2 separate regions of the Mus musculus genome follow, and region 1 is linked to region 2. A link is a loop called in an ENCODE intact Hi-C map of the cell type or tissue named here. Cell type or tissue: left cerebral cortex. All regions are shown on one strand. Each heading gives the region's core, and the rest is flanking DNA. Links, peaks and the distances in the headings are about the cores only. Region 1 holds the start of 4932413F04Rik (RIKEN cDNA 4932413F04 gene). Region 2 overlaps Tmem108 (transmembrane protein 108).

Region 1 (8,327 bases), core at 89-8,088, 61 kb after region 2:
TGTCATGGCTTTGTCCTGGTTCAACGGATGAGGCAAGGTGTGTGTAACCCAGCTGTCCAGCAGCCTGTGGTAACCCTGCTTCTCTACATGGGGCAGGGGGACTTGTAAGTAGTGACTGGAATGTCCACGAGCCAAGGCTCAGTTATGCAAGAGAATGTTTTAGGGGCAAATGACAGCTCACTTCCGCTCTCTACCTGAAAAGGGAAGGGGGGGGGGAACTTTCTAGATCACAGGTAAACCGACGCTGACATCGAGCATGGTAGCGCACAGAAATCTTTCAGGATATCACTTCATTTTACGCTTACTGCCTTTCAGGTTGACCCAAGAGTTATCTACATCTTTGGGTACAAATAAGGAAACTCGGAGCCAAGCAGCTACCTAACTGGCCGTTGGTCACGTGACGGAACAGCGGCGTTAGAATTTAGACCAGGCACTGCTCAGGGCACACCCATCTGAAGCCGTGTTGCTCTCCTCCTGCCTGCCTGATTCTGCGCACAGGCTCTAGGCCATCAGACTCTAAGTTTTACTGATGACGAGAAAAGCAATATGACAGGGCTGCATTAGCTAAATGGAACCGTCCTCCCCTCCTTCCCTCCCATCTCCCCTTCTGCTGCTGCCCAAGAATCAGACATAGCCGGATTGGACTGGATTAGAAGCACAGACTATGGTCTTCTCATCAACCCAAACTAGCTCAATTGTGAATCAGCTCGATTGTGAATCAGCCGCCTCTGTTAAGGACAACGGGCTCACTGGTCACGTCCAGAACATCACTGTCTTTGTAGTGGCCATTTAATAGATTAAAACATTGTTTTAATTAGTCTCTATCAATGACATTAGAAGTTTACAAAATAAGGCAAACAATAAAAATACCTCTCCTTGTTCCTTGGGAATGAAATTGCTTCTATCCTTCTACAGATAAGAGAATCATTGCAGGAAGGCAATCTCCCATCTCCACAAACAATCTTTAGAGCGGTATTTAAATCAAATTGCCTGGAAATAATCATATTTGAAGGAAGTAGAGAAAACTTCTTGAGGTAAGTCATCTCGGGGGCTATGTCTGCGACATACAGCCATGGATTTTTGTGTCTTAGAGTCTTCCTTGGCTTTAATTTGCTATTTTTTAAAAAAGCAAAGTAACTAATACAAAAATGGCTCAGTTTTTTTTTTTATAATGACATTCCTATGAGACATTGAAAGAATTGTAGATTAATGTTGCCATCCACTCTCAACAGCTCTGAGGAACATTTTTATTGGACAATAAAGCTTTCTTCCTTGTGTTCTATATGATTCCTTTTTTTCCCTGTCAGAAGATACTACTGTTTGTATAAAAAGGAGAAATACAAATGCTTATTATCCAGCAAAGCAATTCTAGTAAATTAAATTCGTTCAATTCACATAAGGCACAGAGGACCAAACACTTCGGGGAGTGGGAAGTTAATATTCAAACACAATGCATTTGAGACCTTTTGCATACTGCTCAGGTCTATCTTTGGCAAAAGATGGCAGTCTTCCAGCCTGCAGATTCTCTCCCAGTGTGTGGAATCTGATTGCCACATCACCAGCTGTCGTTGGAAGTGGTTCTAAAATTCACATAGACCGTCTTGTAGCTTTTCTCCTAGAGTCTGAGCTGACAGTCCCCGCTTCTAATCTGAAGCAGACCAGATATTGCTAACAAGACTAGTCTTCAGTAACACAAAAACTCCTCTACAAAAAAATCCAGGCATGTTCGACTCCTGTAAGTGCAGAAAGAGGAGGTGGGCGCAGGTTGTACCTAGGATGCTCGTGCTGATGGGTTAGCTGGCAGAACCATTCCATCGCCAACTCAGGAGCTGAATATACAGAGTCCTAATTTGTTAGGTGCTTAAAAATTGGCTCTGACTAAACACAGGAAGTTGGTGAGATGAATCCTTAAGATCCATTCCAGTTCCAAGTGAATATGTACCGCACTCATCGTTGGCCGGAACTCTGCATCTAATCCAGCACTGGCTGGTATCCAACCTTGTTCATTTAATAGTCAACATTTGTCAAGGGCTCCCCATGTACGGAGCCCTGTGTTAGGCATGTGTTAGGGGACAGATACAAAGAAGCCTTCTGCCTTTGAGGAATGTGGAGAAGTAATAGATTCAAAGGGAGAAGTCTGAAGGCAGGCACAACGGACTCTGTGTCTCTGTGTGTGGGTCTCACTGCTGAAGGCAGTGGCAGGCTGGCTGCTCTGATGAATGCAGATGGTTTGTGTGTAAACTCAATTGTGCGCTAACATTTTCTGAAAGGTACCCACTGGCAAACTGACACCTCTCTGTGCCTTAGAAAAAGCAGCAGAGTACAAGATTGAAGTACACAAGGCCTTGTTTGCTGTTGTCCTTCAGAAACAAAACGCCCATCACCGTTTATGGTATTTGACACTCTTATCAAGGTGTCAAAGATTCCGTGCAGTATTCCGGCTATAGGAAGTGAATCGTGCTTTTGGTAACAGTTAATAGGACCAGACTTGAGACACAGAGTCAGGATGTGGCATGGAGTCACTTGAAGTAAGAAAAGAATACATGAACTGGCACTGGGAGCCAAGCACTGCCTATCCCAAGCTCAGAGCTCCTGAAAATCCTCTCTTCAGCAAATTCATGGTGAGAACAGGATTCCACAGCAGGGGAGCGGCAGAAGAGAATGAGGAGGCCAGGCCGAGGAGGCCAGGCCGGGTGCTTTAAAGTGTGGGAACAACGCTGGGGAAAATGTCAGGACTACTGTCTAGGGCTCCCCCAGGAGCCAGGCTACAAAGCAAAGTCCTGCAGACCCATTGCCAATTGCAGAGCATTCTGGGGGTGGCTTGGTCCTGCTTGCCATGTCTTTAAGCAGTGGTGTTCTGAGTTCCAGCCCCACTGCTTACTTTTCTTATGCCAAAGCAAGGAACAAACAAGAGTTGGGTGTGATGAGAACAAAGGAAAGCTTTGAACCGAACCAGACCAGGGTGATGAATCTACCGAGGTCTGAGCAACCCTTACCTTCAGTTAGGGTTTAAACAGCAAAGCTGTAGGTACCTTCCTGAGGCCTTTGTTTGAAGATGAAAATACTAAGAACATATTTATTCTTATTTCCGTATAGAAGCGTGCCAGCTTGTCTGTATGGGAATGATGTTCATGCAGGTAGGGGCCTATGGAGGTTAGGAGGTCAGAAGAGGGTGATGGATCCCTGGGAATGGGAGTTACAAAGGTGGTTAACACCCACCTGCTGCTGGGAACCAAATGGGTCCTCTGCAAGCCATCTCTCCAGCCCTAAGAACACATTTATACTGCCCCTGGTCTCTTAAAGACACCTCACAGCCCACGTGTAACCTAACCACACTTTGTGGGCTTGGTGAGTCTCGGCTCACCCTTCAAGACCTCCCCCCCCCCCATCATCAAGGTACCGATCAAAATACACATTCATGATCTTCATCTGAAACACAGATTCCTGTTGTCACTGGGGGTGGGGGTGGGGGTGGGGTTCAGATAGCCCGAAAGGCTACTGCAGAGCTTGCTCTGCCAAATACCCCCACAGGGGGCGCTCTACCTTGGGACTGTTCCTGAGCTTGTTGGGGTGGGGACAGGGCGGGGGTGATCCAAGCTATAGTTGGTCAGGAATCCTGAGCTGAGAGAGCATATGCTGACAGGCAAGGAGCTGAAGCTGTTTCAGGTAAGACAAGGAGCTTGCTTCTGAGCGGAAATGAACTTGCTGGCCTCATCGGGGACATGGAAGCTGAGGTACAACACACGCTCGCTGAGAAGCTGGCCATGGACGAACCTTTCAGTTTTCTCTTGGTTTATGCTCATGGGAATCCAGAGTCCCATGAGGCTGCAGCTTTACCTAAACGTTCCAGCGATGGGTAAATTAAACTTTGTTTTCTATGGGCAGCTCCATTTACAAGTGTTTTTAGAAGGGTTTCAGAAGGAAGACACACCGCTGCTTGTTCTGACGGACAGTTCTAATGGCCATGAACATTTTCAGTATTGCCCCAGTGTTGCACGTGGCTCAACTGAAAAAAAAAATTCCCTCACAGTCCTCAACTCTCCTCTTATAAACCATCACACAGAGAGGCAAGGTACTGCTCAGCTGTTACTGTGCCAGCAGCTGGCATATTAGTGCAGTGTGGGTTCCGTTTCCCCGCTCTAAGCGTTCTAGCTGCGGCCGTTTAACATTTCTGCTTGCGATAACATGGCTTCTTATTTGCATGAGATTCCCAGGTCCTTCTTTGTCTCCCACTGCAGCTGAGGTGCAGTGCTGGGCTGTTGGAGTTTTTTTCTGTCACCTTTGCTCCTATCTACTGTAAGTTCAGGGTTCAAAGGGTGTGAGCAGTGAGGGAAACCCAGAGCTTTTTCCCTTTGCGTGGATAAGAGCTACACGTTGCTTCTACCTTTGCGCTGCTATTGTTACTTTAGGTCAAGGCTGGCCCTGAAAGGTTTCATTTCACTTTAACCACGCATCAACCAAGCAATCTGGTTTGTTTCCATCAAGAGATAGCCAAGAGGTTGACAGGCAGCCATCTTAATATGCTTTTCCTCATTTACCGTGTCTGAAATGTCACCTCCCTGCCTGTCACACCTTGGATCTTAGAATGCTCCCAAAGGCCTAACTGTTAACAGCCTACTCATCCGGGTCAGTACAGGGACATGGTGGAATTTCAGTGGGTGGGGCCTAGTGGGAGGAAGCTAGTTCACTGGTGGTGTGTCCTTGAAGAATACACTAGAACCCAGACCTTTCCCTGTTTCTCTCTTTGCTTTTTAACTGCTATGAGGTAAGCAGCTTTGTCCATTGGACTTTCTCCACCATGACGTTCTGCCTCACCTCAGGTCCAAAGCAATGAAGCCAAACATACATGGCTGAAACCTCTGGGCTGAGTCTCACTTCCTTATGACATGACTAGCTCAGTGTTAGTGACTGTTCTATTGCTGTGAAGAGATACCATGATGAAAGAAACGCTTATAAAGAAAGCAGTTAACTGGGGACTTGCTCACAGTTTTAGTGGGTTAGTCCAGGATCATTTTGGTGGGAAACAGACAGACAGACATGGCACTGGAGCTGAGAGTGGGGCTTTAGATGATCAAAGTACATTCCCAGTGACACACCTCCTCCAACAAAACAACACCTCCTCCAATTAGACCATACTATCTCCAACAGGCCACACCTCCTCTAATAAGACCACACCTCCTCTAATAAGACCACACCTCCTCTAACAGGCCACACCTCCTCTAATAAGACCACACCTCCTCTAACAGGACACACCTCCTCCAACAAGGCCACACCTCCTAATCCTTCTCAGAGAGTTTCACTCCCTGATGACAGAGCATTCAAATGGGAGCCAATCTCATTCAAACCATCACACTCTGGTATTTTGTCATAGTAACAGAAAGCTGACTGACATGTTACTCCACCCCATTTCCTAACTTCTCCATAGGCCTTGTTCCCCTTTTGACAACGGATCTTCATGTTTCTTGTTAACCTTTTCTACTCTCTACTATTCCCACAGGCAGCCTCCTCAGGAAAGGACCTGGTGTCTATTTTACTGCTGTTCCTGCAACAAAAGAGTGTTCATCATTTGTGGAGAAGTGAGTTTTAGTGTGGGGCCACAAGGCACTTGTGGAGGTCAGATGTCAATTTGCGGGGTCAGGTCTCTCTTTCTACCATGTGGGTCCTAGGCTTGAGCATAGGTCTTCAGGTCTGGCAGTAATTTCCTAGACCCTGAGCCCTGTCACGGGCTCTGTGAACACTCTACTGCATTAGTTTACATAGGGATTAAGGAAACTAATACAAGTTAAGCATTTAATACAGGAAGAGGAGAATATATATATCCATCCTATAGGGATACAGGTAGAATGTGGTGTGTTTCAAGTTCATTTCCCCTAACAAGAGGGAGCTGGTTTAGATGCCTGCATTGATGGGGTACACTGAGTCCCAGAGTCCGTGGAGGACTGGTTCTTGACTCTCTCCCTCACCCACATCCAAGGCTGCTCAAGTCCATTACATGAGGTGCAATAGCATTTGCAAATAATTAATAACATCCTCATGACGCTCGAAATCATCTGAGTTAGTTACAATATCGAATATAGTGCAAAGAGTGTTATCCTATACTGTTTAAGAAGCTGTAAGAAAAAAGTCTGTACACAGTACCGAGGCTAAGTCTTCCACAAGTATTCATAACGTGTGGTTGACTGACTCCCCTGGTAAGAAACTTGCGGGTGATTACAGAAGGCAGAGTGTATTTAGCGAACATTTTCTCCCTAAGAAACCTTTATGTCTTCACCTTCAAGGAGAGATGACACTAAAATTTTTATGTTTTAATAATCAAGCAAGCCACATCAAGTTTAATCTGATTTCTTTGGGTACAAATCTCTCTCTTACCTCCTGGCTCTTCAGGTGTCACAGAGTTCTGCTTTATCAGTGTATCAGAATAGAGATGCTCTGTTGTAGCACAATTGTAGCAGGACCAGGAAGGATCTGTTAAGGGTGAGGAAGGTCCAGGGTCCCTGAACCACTCTGAATCATGTGTGAGTACAAAGGACACAGGTGCCAACCTAAGCCTGAGTAAAGTTTACAAATGAGTATAGGGACAGGAAGTCAATGTCGTTTCCTACTAAGGACTTCAGGAATGTCCCCCTTCCCTCCGGGGGCTTGAGTAAACTATAACTAAAATTGATGTTATTGTGGAGTCTGTGGGCTAGCGGCCCTCATCTTAGACCCGGCCAAGGCTCCCTGGGGACGCTGGTAGGGACATGAAACACACTTTTGATTTTCATGGCATGGCAGCAGAACTCTCCATTCAACTTTCTTGAGCTTGCTTGCTTTCAAACCAAAGTGATTATCCTCGTCCAACAAGGTTAAACAAATTATTGACCTGTATATTTCGATTTCAAGTGTGCTTGGCTGAATGGAAGCCTAAACTAGATTCTTGGGATTTTTATTTTGCTCAAGGGCAAAATTTACAATTAAACCATCTCTAACAAACATCTGTTTCTTTTAGGTAGGGGCATGTGTGGGATTGGGCAGTTGCTTTGAAATCTAATCCACATACCCACTCTATAGCGTTCATTTTATTGTCATGAATTATGTCATAGTTTCCTCACTCCCCCTCTTCACAGATGATCAGCAGTTCCATACAAAGGAGCCAAAGAAAATATTCTGACAAACAGAATGAGCTAGCTGGAAGTGACTCTATTAACCTCCATGGCAACTTCCAGAGGACAGGGACCCAGTCAGATCTCATTTGTCAATAGCTCGTTCAGGGAGCAAACACACACACACACACACACACACACACACTATTGTGTCAAACAGCCAGCTGCTCCAGAGCGCTTTGTTTTGTTTACAGAGTCCTTACTGGGTTAATAGAATCGCAAGGTCACTCGTATTCCTGGATACAGTCAGCATCGACTCTTTCTTAAAGGGGCTTCATAAGGAGGAGTTTTTGGAGGGACGATTTACTCACCCCATATAAACGACTGGAGTGGTGAATTATTAAAAAAAAAAAATATTATGGGCCTTCTGATCAGCCACCTGCAATTCCAGAAGCAGCCACAAGGAGCTATTTGTCCGATTGCTCTCCTTGTTTTTAGCTGAAGAGGAAAATAGCATTTGGTTGTTGAACACAACATAGGATACTGAAGGATGGGATTAGCTAGACGCCAGTCTGAGGAGGACACAGGGTAGGAGAAGGAAATATAAGATATGAAAATAGGATCCACCTCCTAACAGATCTGGGGGCAGTGGCTACCTGCACCATCGCTGGGTACACAGGCAAACTCAGGGCCACAGGGTCCCAAGAGAACTCCTCACGGCTCCCTTGCTGTAACCTGAAGCTGATGCAGGTAAGGATGTGTAGTTGACAGCTGGAAGTCTCGTCCATAAATACGGGAAAGCTGCAAGTGGCAATCAGAGATGACCTCAGTTTTTTTTTCTATGCTTCTCATTGAAAGTATTTCAGTATTCATAAAGTCTCATAGGGGCAGGAGAAATTCGAGCGCGCGTGTGCGTGCATGCGTGAGTGTGTGTCCATGCTCCGCTTTTTACATGGGTGTTGGGGATCTGAACTCAAGTCACCAACATGAACATGGACAGGGACAATGTAGGAATGGGTGCTGTCACACATTACGGTGAACAATTTAGGATAGACCCAGGAAGCTAGTTTTCTCGAGGGAGAAGACAATTACATTGGTTTCTATTGTCCCCTTGACATAGTCTTTTCTCTTCATTAATTAGCTAGGTTCTGGGACTTCTGGACTACTACAGAGGAAGAGAAGAGGTAACTGCTGAGACAGGTTGGGGAGGAGCTCTAAAGGAGCCGAGGGCTACTGGGCGTGGTG
Region 2 (8,327 bases), core at 318-8,317:
CTATTTCAGAAGCAGGGATCACAGCCTATGGTCCACTATGCACAGCTGAGATGGATGTACCTAGGAGAGGCACAGCCCCAGGGGGTTTGTCTCTGGATTGCTCCTTGATGTTGCGGTTCTTTCTGAATCTAGCAAGGTGTGAGTGGGTGTGGGGAGACCCTCTCTACCTATAGAGTCTGCTGTCATTGCTTCTTGAGAGACAGCCCACTCTACTGAGTAAGTTTCCTGCACATAAATATGAAGATGAACTTTTGTAAAATATCATTTAAATGGATTAATGATTTCATAGAATTCCTGATTTGATTTAAATAGTTTTAGGAAGTTACGGTAGTTGATAGAATGTTTAAGGAGATGGTTTAAGGTTAAGTTATGGCAGAGAGATATAATAAAGTTAGAATTAAGAATAGAACCTGCCTTCTCCTTGTAGAGTAGTGAGGGCTGCATAAGTTAGACAAGGAACACAGCAAGCTTTCCTGTGTCACAAGCATGTAGTGGTACTTGGAAGAGAAAAATAGGCTTGGGACAAGCTAATGATCAAAGAAAACATTCATTCTAGCCTGGCTCTGAGCTCCTGGATCTTGTGATCTAGGGATGCGGCCATAGGTTTTGTTTGCACCATGAAAAGACAGGGTTATGAGAAAGAGTAAATAAGTCTATTATGAGCATAAGAATATAGGATAGATGATTAGCCGAACAAGACTTTAAAAATAGTAAGACAGATGATCTGTCTCTTGGCAAATACAAATTGTCATCCGCTAAGCATAGGAAAACACTTGCTACTATAGACTGGCTTGCTTAAACTTTGCTAATCAATGACAAAAGAGTTATTGCTTTGGGGTTTCAATGAACTTGTGGGGAGATAGATAGATGAGAAATGTTTGAGTTTCAAGAAGAATACATAGCCAATAATCCTGCTGTAATGTCCTTTTGTGTAATGAATCTGTTCTTAAAGAATTATGTTATTGTGGTGGTTGTTTTTGGAGAATATGCAACTTGTGGCTATAAGGTAATCCTTTTCTTACACAGACAATTTTTGTCTTAGGTAGTAGGAGCTTTGCTCCATCCACCAAATGTGTGTGTAAAGTTGTTAGAGCTTGCTTCACCCACCAAGTGTGTGTGTGTATTCCCTCAGTGAAGTCTGCTGAATGATCAATTGATAACTCTATGCATCAAAGTCAGCTTTTGACCCATGGCCAACTCTATGCATTCCCTGAACTGGGTCCTGGAGTAGGAGTAGCCTTCTAGCCTCAACACAAGTTTTGTTGTTGTTGTTTTTCCCCAGCAAGCTGTGAGAGGGGATACTTGTAAAGAGGAGATGGGTGGAAAGCTGGCTGTGTTGAGGGCCTAAGCCTTCCCTGTGGCAAGAGGGAAGGGTGTTGTTGGCTTGGTTTCACAGCCTCCCCATGGGAAGGAAGCCTTGGGGTTTCATTTAAGACCAAGATGAACCCATAGGGTGATATGAAGCCTGTTTGTGAACAGAGCTGATGTCAGCACAGGTTCTGTTAGTGTGACTAAAGTGTTCCCCCACTTGGCACAGGTGGGCACGTGTGCAATGCTGTCCTCCTGGGGAACCAGGTGACCAATCAGAGGCCACAGATGTAGCGGGCTTGGGCAATACAGAAGAAGATGCTGAGGGTCATGGATAAGGCAAGGAAATTGCTCCCTGAGAGTCATTCCAGTGCCTCTGGGACTGTTAAGTGGACAGTAATGTGGTTTTGGAAGACATTACTCAGGACTTCTGGGTGCAAACGACAAGAAGGCAAACTTGAGGTCTTCAAGAGAGTGGGGAAGAACGCAAAAGGTCAGAGGACAGGCTGTGTGTGTGTGTGTGTGTGTGGAGGGGTGAGAAGCAGAGGTCAGAGGACAGGCTGTGTGTGTGTGTGTGTGTGTGGAGGGGTGAGAAGCAGAGGTCAGAGGACAGGCTGTGTGTGTGTGTGTGTGTGTGTGTGTGGAGGGGTGAGAAGCAGAGGTCAGAGGACAGGCTGTGTGTATGTGTGTGTGTGGAGGGGTGAGAAGCAGAGGTCAGAGGACAGGCTGTGTGTATGTGTGTGTGTGGAGGGGTGAGAAGCAGAGGTCAGAGGACAGGCTGTGTGTATGTGTGTGTGTGTGGAGGGGTGAGAAGCAGAGGTCAGAGGACAGGCTGTGTGTGTGTGTGTGTGGAGGGGTGAGAAGCAGAGGTCAGAGGACAGGCTGTGTGTGTGTGTGTGTGTGTGGAGGGGTGAGAAGCACAGGTGACACCTTTAATGGTAACCATTTGGGGTAGGGTGGAGCCGAGTCCAGCAAAGATCCTCTGAGAACAGAGTGTGACATAAGAAGACATAAAGGGGGGTTTTAAGGTTCTCAGAGGCCATGGTGGCAGGGTCTTGATGGGACCTGAGCATATCCTCTGACTCCTCTCTTTCAGAGGACAGGCTGCTGCAGAGAGGCGCTGGTTGCCATGGAATAGAGAATTGTAATAATCAGGTCCACAGTGCACAGAGCTCACATAACTATGGAGGTTAAAGCAGGCTGGGTGGTATCTGGATGGAGAAGAGCTAAAACCCACAGGACTCCAAGGCCTTAATTTAGCCTGTGCATTGAGACCTGTGCTTTAGCCAAAGCTGGTGGGACTTTCTGGCACACGGAAGCTTTATCCCTTCTTTCTTAGGTGAACGAGGAGAGACGTGGAAGGGAGGAGAAAAAAGAGACAAGACGGAGAAACAGCAGAGGATGGTGATGATTCTTCCAGCTATAGCCGGTAACTCTTCATGGTCAGCCACCACCCATGGTGTCTTGGTGCCTAATCAACAAAACTCCAAGCAGGAAGGTCTGCAGGTCTCCCTGCCACCTGAATCCTAGGCAAGCCACGTCTCTTAGCTCGTTTGGTGTTTCTTTCTATAACGCATGTGGCTGGCTTAAAGGTACCTGTGAAGTGTCACACACACCCCATCTCTTAAGCTCTAGGAATTATGGCTTTATGATCCACGGATATTTGAGCCATACCCAGGACCAGAGACCGGGATGGTCCGTGATTTCTGCCTTGCTATCTCTTTGTCAGTGGGGCTGCCTAACTCAAGGGCAAGAGAATGTGGAGGATGGGAAAGATGATGGAAGGAGAGGAGGGGAGAGAGCTGGGTACTCACAGCAGGAGGAGATGGGGACACTGATGGCCACGATGACCCAGGCAATATCCATCTTGCTCAAGCAGATGGTGGCTCTGTGCTGGGGTTTGTCCCCTTCAGCCACGTGGGAGATGTTGGCCACAGTCCCCGGCTTCCAGGTCCCAGCAGGGACCAGGCGGTTGAGGAAGTTGCCCGTGGCTGTGGACAGCACTGTGGAGAGAGGTCTGGGGCCCCTGTCGGTTGTCGTGGGGGAGGCCTCAGCCTCTTCCTCTGCTGGAGAAACAGTGCTTTCTGAGACCCCAGAGGGCCGGGTTGGGGCCTGAGGGGTTGCAGATGGTCCCTGAGGGATGCCCGGGGAAGGGGCTGAGACAGTGGCATCAAAGGCAGCCTGGGTGGGCCCTGTGGCAGCCGTGAAGACCCCGGAGCTGGCAGACGTGGGTCTGTCAGTGTCAGGTGTGACAGCAAGCCAAGAGTCACTGTGGCTGGCGCTGTCCTGCACGTCACCATGAGGGCTCTGAGAAGGCACTGGGGCAGGCTGTGTACTGGCAGGGGCACCTGTGGCTGCTGTGGCAGCTGGCTCCCCTCCTGGGCTGGTAAGGATGGGGCCACTCCCCTGGTTGGATCTGATAAAGCCTGGCTTGTCCTTTACAGGTACCAGGGAAGTTGTGGGGGGCACCCGTGAGGTGCTTCTGGGTGCTGTAGCTGGAGACACTGTCTGGGGCTGTGTCGAAGAGAAGTAGCCCCCGAGTGGGGTCCTGGGCGTGAGCGCGGAGGGGTCTGGCTCCGCAGACCCCGTAAAGTTACCCTTGTAGATTTGGAAGATCTTCCCCAGAGGACGCTTCGGCCCCAGATGTGCTGAGCTCTGGTTTCGTCCCCTCTGGCTTTCCTTCCTGGCCAAGTGGCCACCCGGTACGGGTGTGAGAGTGCGAGTCGAACCACCAGCCCCCTTCCTGGAAGAGCCCGGGGGTCTGGGGGGCCGACGAGTGGTGGCCCGTGGGGCCACTGTGGGGCGGCTGGTGGTTCCTGCTGGCTTTGTTGGCAGGGTAGTGGTGGGGGTAGCATCCCCTGGGGGGAGGCTCTCTGAGTGGGAGGGTGTGGTTGTCATGGCAGCTGGAGGGGACCCTGTGGGCAGAGGACTTTCGGGATGCGGGACGGCAGCTGTCCCCATCACTGTAGACGTGGTGTCTGTAGGAGGGTGCCCTTCTGGATGAGATACTGTAGTTTCCAGAGTAGCTGCAGCCTGTGATGAGGGTCCATCAGGTGTAGGATTCAGTGTCAGCACAGAGGAGAGTCTGGTAGGGCTGTGAGGTGCTGTCACCATGGTGCCTGGGGGGCTGCCTGAGGGGAGGGTCTGTAGAGATTCCCTGGGAGATGGTTCGTGGACAGCGAGTACCAGTGCTTTGGTCAGTGCCAAGGTCAGGAGAAAGCCTGGAGGAGGAGAGAGAGGAGAGAGGTGAGGAATAAGAGTGTTGCTCGCAGACAGATCTTTCTTACCCAGGACCTGGAGAAAGCTCCAGGGATGTAGGAAGGATACCTGGGGCTTTCCTTAGGCCACGCTGGCCCCCTGAGGCTCAAGAACCGCATGTGCACCTGCGGGAAGTCTATGAAGAAGCAGGATGCTACATATTAGGAAAGATAGCAGCATCAGGTGACTCAGCCCAGCCAATCCTATCCTTTCCCCAGTTACCTCAGTTACCCAGAATGCATCAGCCCTCTACCTCAGTGCATCACCTTGGGAATGGGAGGGGGAGCCTAGGACACTTGTTGCTTCTACGTCACCTGCAGCTGGGGAGTTTTCAAGGACCACAGGACCTGTGAGCCACTCAGAGCCAACCGAGGAAGGCTTCGGTGGTAGAGCTAAGAGCTCCTTTTCTTCTTTATTTACATTTTTTTTTTTTCGAGACAGGGTTTCTCTGTGTAGCCCTGGCTGTCCTGGAACTCACTCTGTAGACCAGGTTGGCCTCGAACTCAGAAATTCGCCTGCCTTTGCCTCCCAAGTGCTTAAGAGCTCCTTTTCTTGAACAGTAACAAAGTGCCAACGTTAGGCCCCTGCTCATTTAGACCGGCTTGCCCCATGCTTCTGTTCCTGGCACCCCAGAGCACCAACAGCTCTTGTGAGATCCATGGATGACCTTGAGGTAAGGCAGAGATGCCCTGGTGCCATAGGAGTGTGATGGGCAGAAGAGGGCACTGGTCTAGACAGGGCAAGCAGATCTAGCTTCCCTAGCATTGTAGTACAGTCTGGGATAGAAAACACTCATCAGTGAAGACCATTGGTTGCTGGAAGTTTGACAGCAAGTGCTGTCCCCGTTATTCCTTGTGTAGCTAAACTTGGGGAAAGTCACTGGTGCTACTTGGTCTTTCTGAGTAGGAAGAGCACTTCTGAATGATTTTCAAAAAAAAAAAAAAAAAGGATGCATAATAATGTGTGTGGATAACTTTATTGAGTAAATGCAAAGGCATAAAAAAAACCCATTAATTTGAAAGCATTCTTAAATACAAATGGTTCTTATAATCACAGCACCATATGCCGCTAAACTCGCACATCCCAGGCTGCGAGTCTGGCTGTTGCAGCATCCAGGGACCAATGTGCCCCTTTGCTCTGACCTGTTCATGGTTGTTATTTACATGACATGTATGTCATAACTGTACACCCTGTGGCTCAGCGCCACAGGGGTGGTCACTGGTGGTGGTAACCTTCTATGTTTGAGGAGCATTCTGCTCCAAGTTGGTCTCCTGAGTGTTAAGAGCTGAACCAGGGAGAGCTGGTCCCAGCTGATGCTGGATGGAGGGGAATTTTCTACGGCCTGATTCTGACGTGTCAGCACCTCTAGGTTTATCTGCACTCCTTTGTTATTGGATTTCTTTTAACCTTAGTGAGACCCCAGGAAGTGGGTAGGCATCTGTTTGACGACTCTCAGAGCCTTTCTGGACTTCACCGTGCTCTAGCAGGGCAAGGGGCTGCACTGGTGTCGTGGGTAGGATTCCCACACGAATTCTGGGATAGGCAGCAAAGTTGCTAGCAGTGGGAGTCCTGCTTGGGTCTTACGGGGAGTCTGGTAGGAAAGGCAGGGCCCAGCTTCTGACTCTTGATGTCTGGTGGAGCTGGCAAGACTCTGGTTAGTCTCAAGGGAGCAGGGAGGGAGGAACTCCAGAGAGCCTGGAGCAGTACCCGGTGTGTAGTGGTTTTTGGAATGACCCTTGGACCTAATATGCACAGATAAGCCCATGCCGGGGAGGCTGAGCAACCTGGTTTTTAGCAGAGGCAATGGTTCCCCCTAAGCAAGCCGGGTTTCTACGCTTCCATTCACGAGTCAGCCCACACACTCACAGTGCATTCTGCTCATTCAAGTCGGTCCTGAATCACGCTTGCTTTCTCCCTAGCAACCATTTGACAGGGTGGGAAGTGAAAGCCCCGGGAGACAAGGCAACGTGTGTGCGGTCACACAGTCGCAGCAGCATGTGCTACCAGGACGATTTCTAAAGCATATGTTCTTCCTAGTTAACTGCCGCCAGAGATGCAGGGGGTGGGGAGTGGGGGCAGAGGGCCAACCGCTGGTACCACAAGAGGCCAACCTTGGAACTACTTTGATCTTAAGCTTCCAGCCTTCCGAAGCTTCGAGGAAATAAGTACCTGTGGGTTTTTAAGCCCTTCAGAGAGTGCTATTTTGTTACGGCATCCCAGTATTAAGCATTTTGTATTAGAACCCTTCTGGAAGGGGAGAGATGAAGATGAGGGCATGGGGAGGGTGAGTGGTTTACACTGGGAGATGATCTGAGAGTCAGCCAAGGGGGCTGAGATTGGAAAAACAGGGAAAACTTGATCTGAGGGCAGCTGTGAGTTGATGGGGAGCACCGTGCATCATATGCCTTAAGGAGACTCCGCCAGACACCCTCCTAACTGAGGGCTGCTGCTTGGGTCCATACCCACTGGGTACCATGTGGCTGAGTTAGTGTGGTCTTCAGTGCAGGGGCTGGCAGGTGACAAACTGTGTCCATTTGGTGGCTGCTGTAGTAGCTAGAGTCCCCCCAGAGGATTGCTGAGCTGGAGCACAGAGTGTCTCTGGTACTCAGAGCCCTAGAGCCAAGGACATTATATTGTTTTGGCTTCAGAGTCAAGAACAGCAGAGTTTGGAAAGAGAGACCAGCTAGCCCCAGGGACAGGCACACAGTGGGAAGGAGAGCCACCTGGGCTCCAGGACAATGCCAGCAGCCTTCTAGAACACAAGGTTTATGCTGTCTGGGGTTTAAAATGCGTAGAGAAAGAAATCCCCCTGGTTTCCCCACTGGGAGCCTGCAGGGGCTTAGATCCCAGCCGACCCCTTTGCTGAGTTCCTGAGGCTTCTAGTTTGTATTTGCTGCTGTTGCTGCTCTTCAGATACCAGACTCCTCAGAAGTTTTCCTCCTCTCTATGCAGGCTGTGAAGTTACTGCTCCATGTCTTAATGTAGTCTCCAATCGTCTCCAATCGTTGCTACTATAAATACTCAAGTTTCTTCTGGAGTGCTGTGATGGTTTGTATATCCTTGGACCAGGGAGTGGCACCATCTGAAGGTGTGGCCTTGTTGGAATAGGTGTGACCTAGTTGGAATGGGTGTGTCACTCTGGGTATGGGTATAAGATCCTCACCCTAGTTGCCTGGAAGTCAGTCTTCCACTGGCAGCCTTTGGATGAAGACATAGAACTCTCAGTTCCTCCTGCACCATGCCTGCCTGGATACTGCCATGCTCCCACCTTGATGATAATGGACTGAACCTCTGAACCTGTAAGCCAGCCCCAATTAAATGTTGTTTTTTAAATAAAACTTGCCTTGGTCATGGTGTCTGTTCACAGCAGTAAACCCTAACTAAGACAAGTGCCAAGGGGTTCCTTACTTTGGTTATCACAGTGAGGGGTCCTAGAGTTCACCTAAGCCAACCTCTTCATTGTAACAGTGGAGTGACTCAGGTGTGGCTTGGTTGGCAGCACTTGGATGGTTGGTGTGTGTGGTGTGGCTGTTTGCTCTGAACTATGTCCTCATACTCTGAGAGCTCATGAAACTTAGAAAACTCACGTGCGCTTCCTCCAGGTTATGTAAGTAACACATGATTGGATGGGGAGAAGAGACTTTGTTAGAACTGTCCACAAGCTTTGGGAGCCAGGCTGACTCCATGACAGGTTTTAAACTGGCAGTTCAGAGACTAGGCCTAAATTTTTGTTTCCCAGAACTGGGCAAATCAGTTACTGG

The links. Hi-C counts contacts between places; a loop is a spot of excess contacts. Peaks named below come from ENCODE experiments on the same cell type or tissue, not always from the same donor. Only the 100,000 strongest peaks of a DNase experiment are listed, where the experiment ranks them.
Region 1: a loop joins it to region 2, with 2.5 times the contacts of the local background. A loop is called at or near these places in 7 of 42 quality-filtered maps.

The regions. Positions count from the first base shown.
Region 1 is chr9:103,556,875-103,565,201 of GRCm38, forward strand. The region is part of intron 3 of Tmem108 (transmembrane protein 108); the gene reads right to left. 4932413F04Rik (RIKEN cDNA 4932413F04 gene) reads left to right here and starts at 216. Exons shown (of 3, transcript NR_040764.1): 1 at 216-2,621; 2 at 5,498-5,576. In left cerebral cortex, for the core only: CTCF peaks have their summits at 3,518 and 7,549; DNase peaks (open chromatin) are centred at 576, 1,554, 2,012, 2,535 and 2 more places; H3K27ac peaks cover 3,165 bases.
Region 2 is chr9:103,495,680-103,504,006 of GRCm38, forward strand. Tmem108 (transmembrane protein 108) reads right to left here. Exons shown (of 6, transcript NM_178638.4): 4 at 3,123-4,529. It overlaps Gm16252 (a long non-coding RNA gene), which reads left to right. Exons shown (of 7, transcript XR_003948081.1): 4 at 1-216; 5 at 2,648-2,737; 6 at 5,127-5,239; 7 at 7,519-7,678. Among named protein-coding and RNA genes, the nearest start is that of Bfsp2, 20 kb to the left of the region's middle. In left cerebral cortex, for the core only: no CTCF peak of the experiment used is centred there; DNase peaks (open chromatin) are centred at 4,200 and 6,468; H3K27ac peaks cover 674 bases.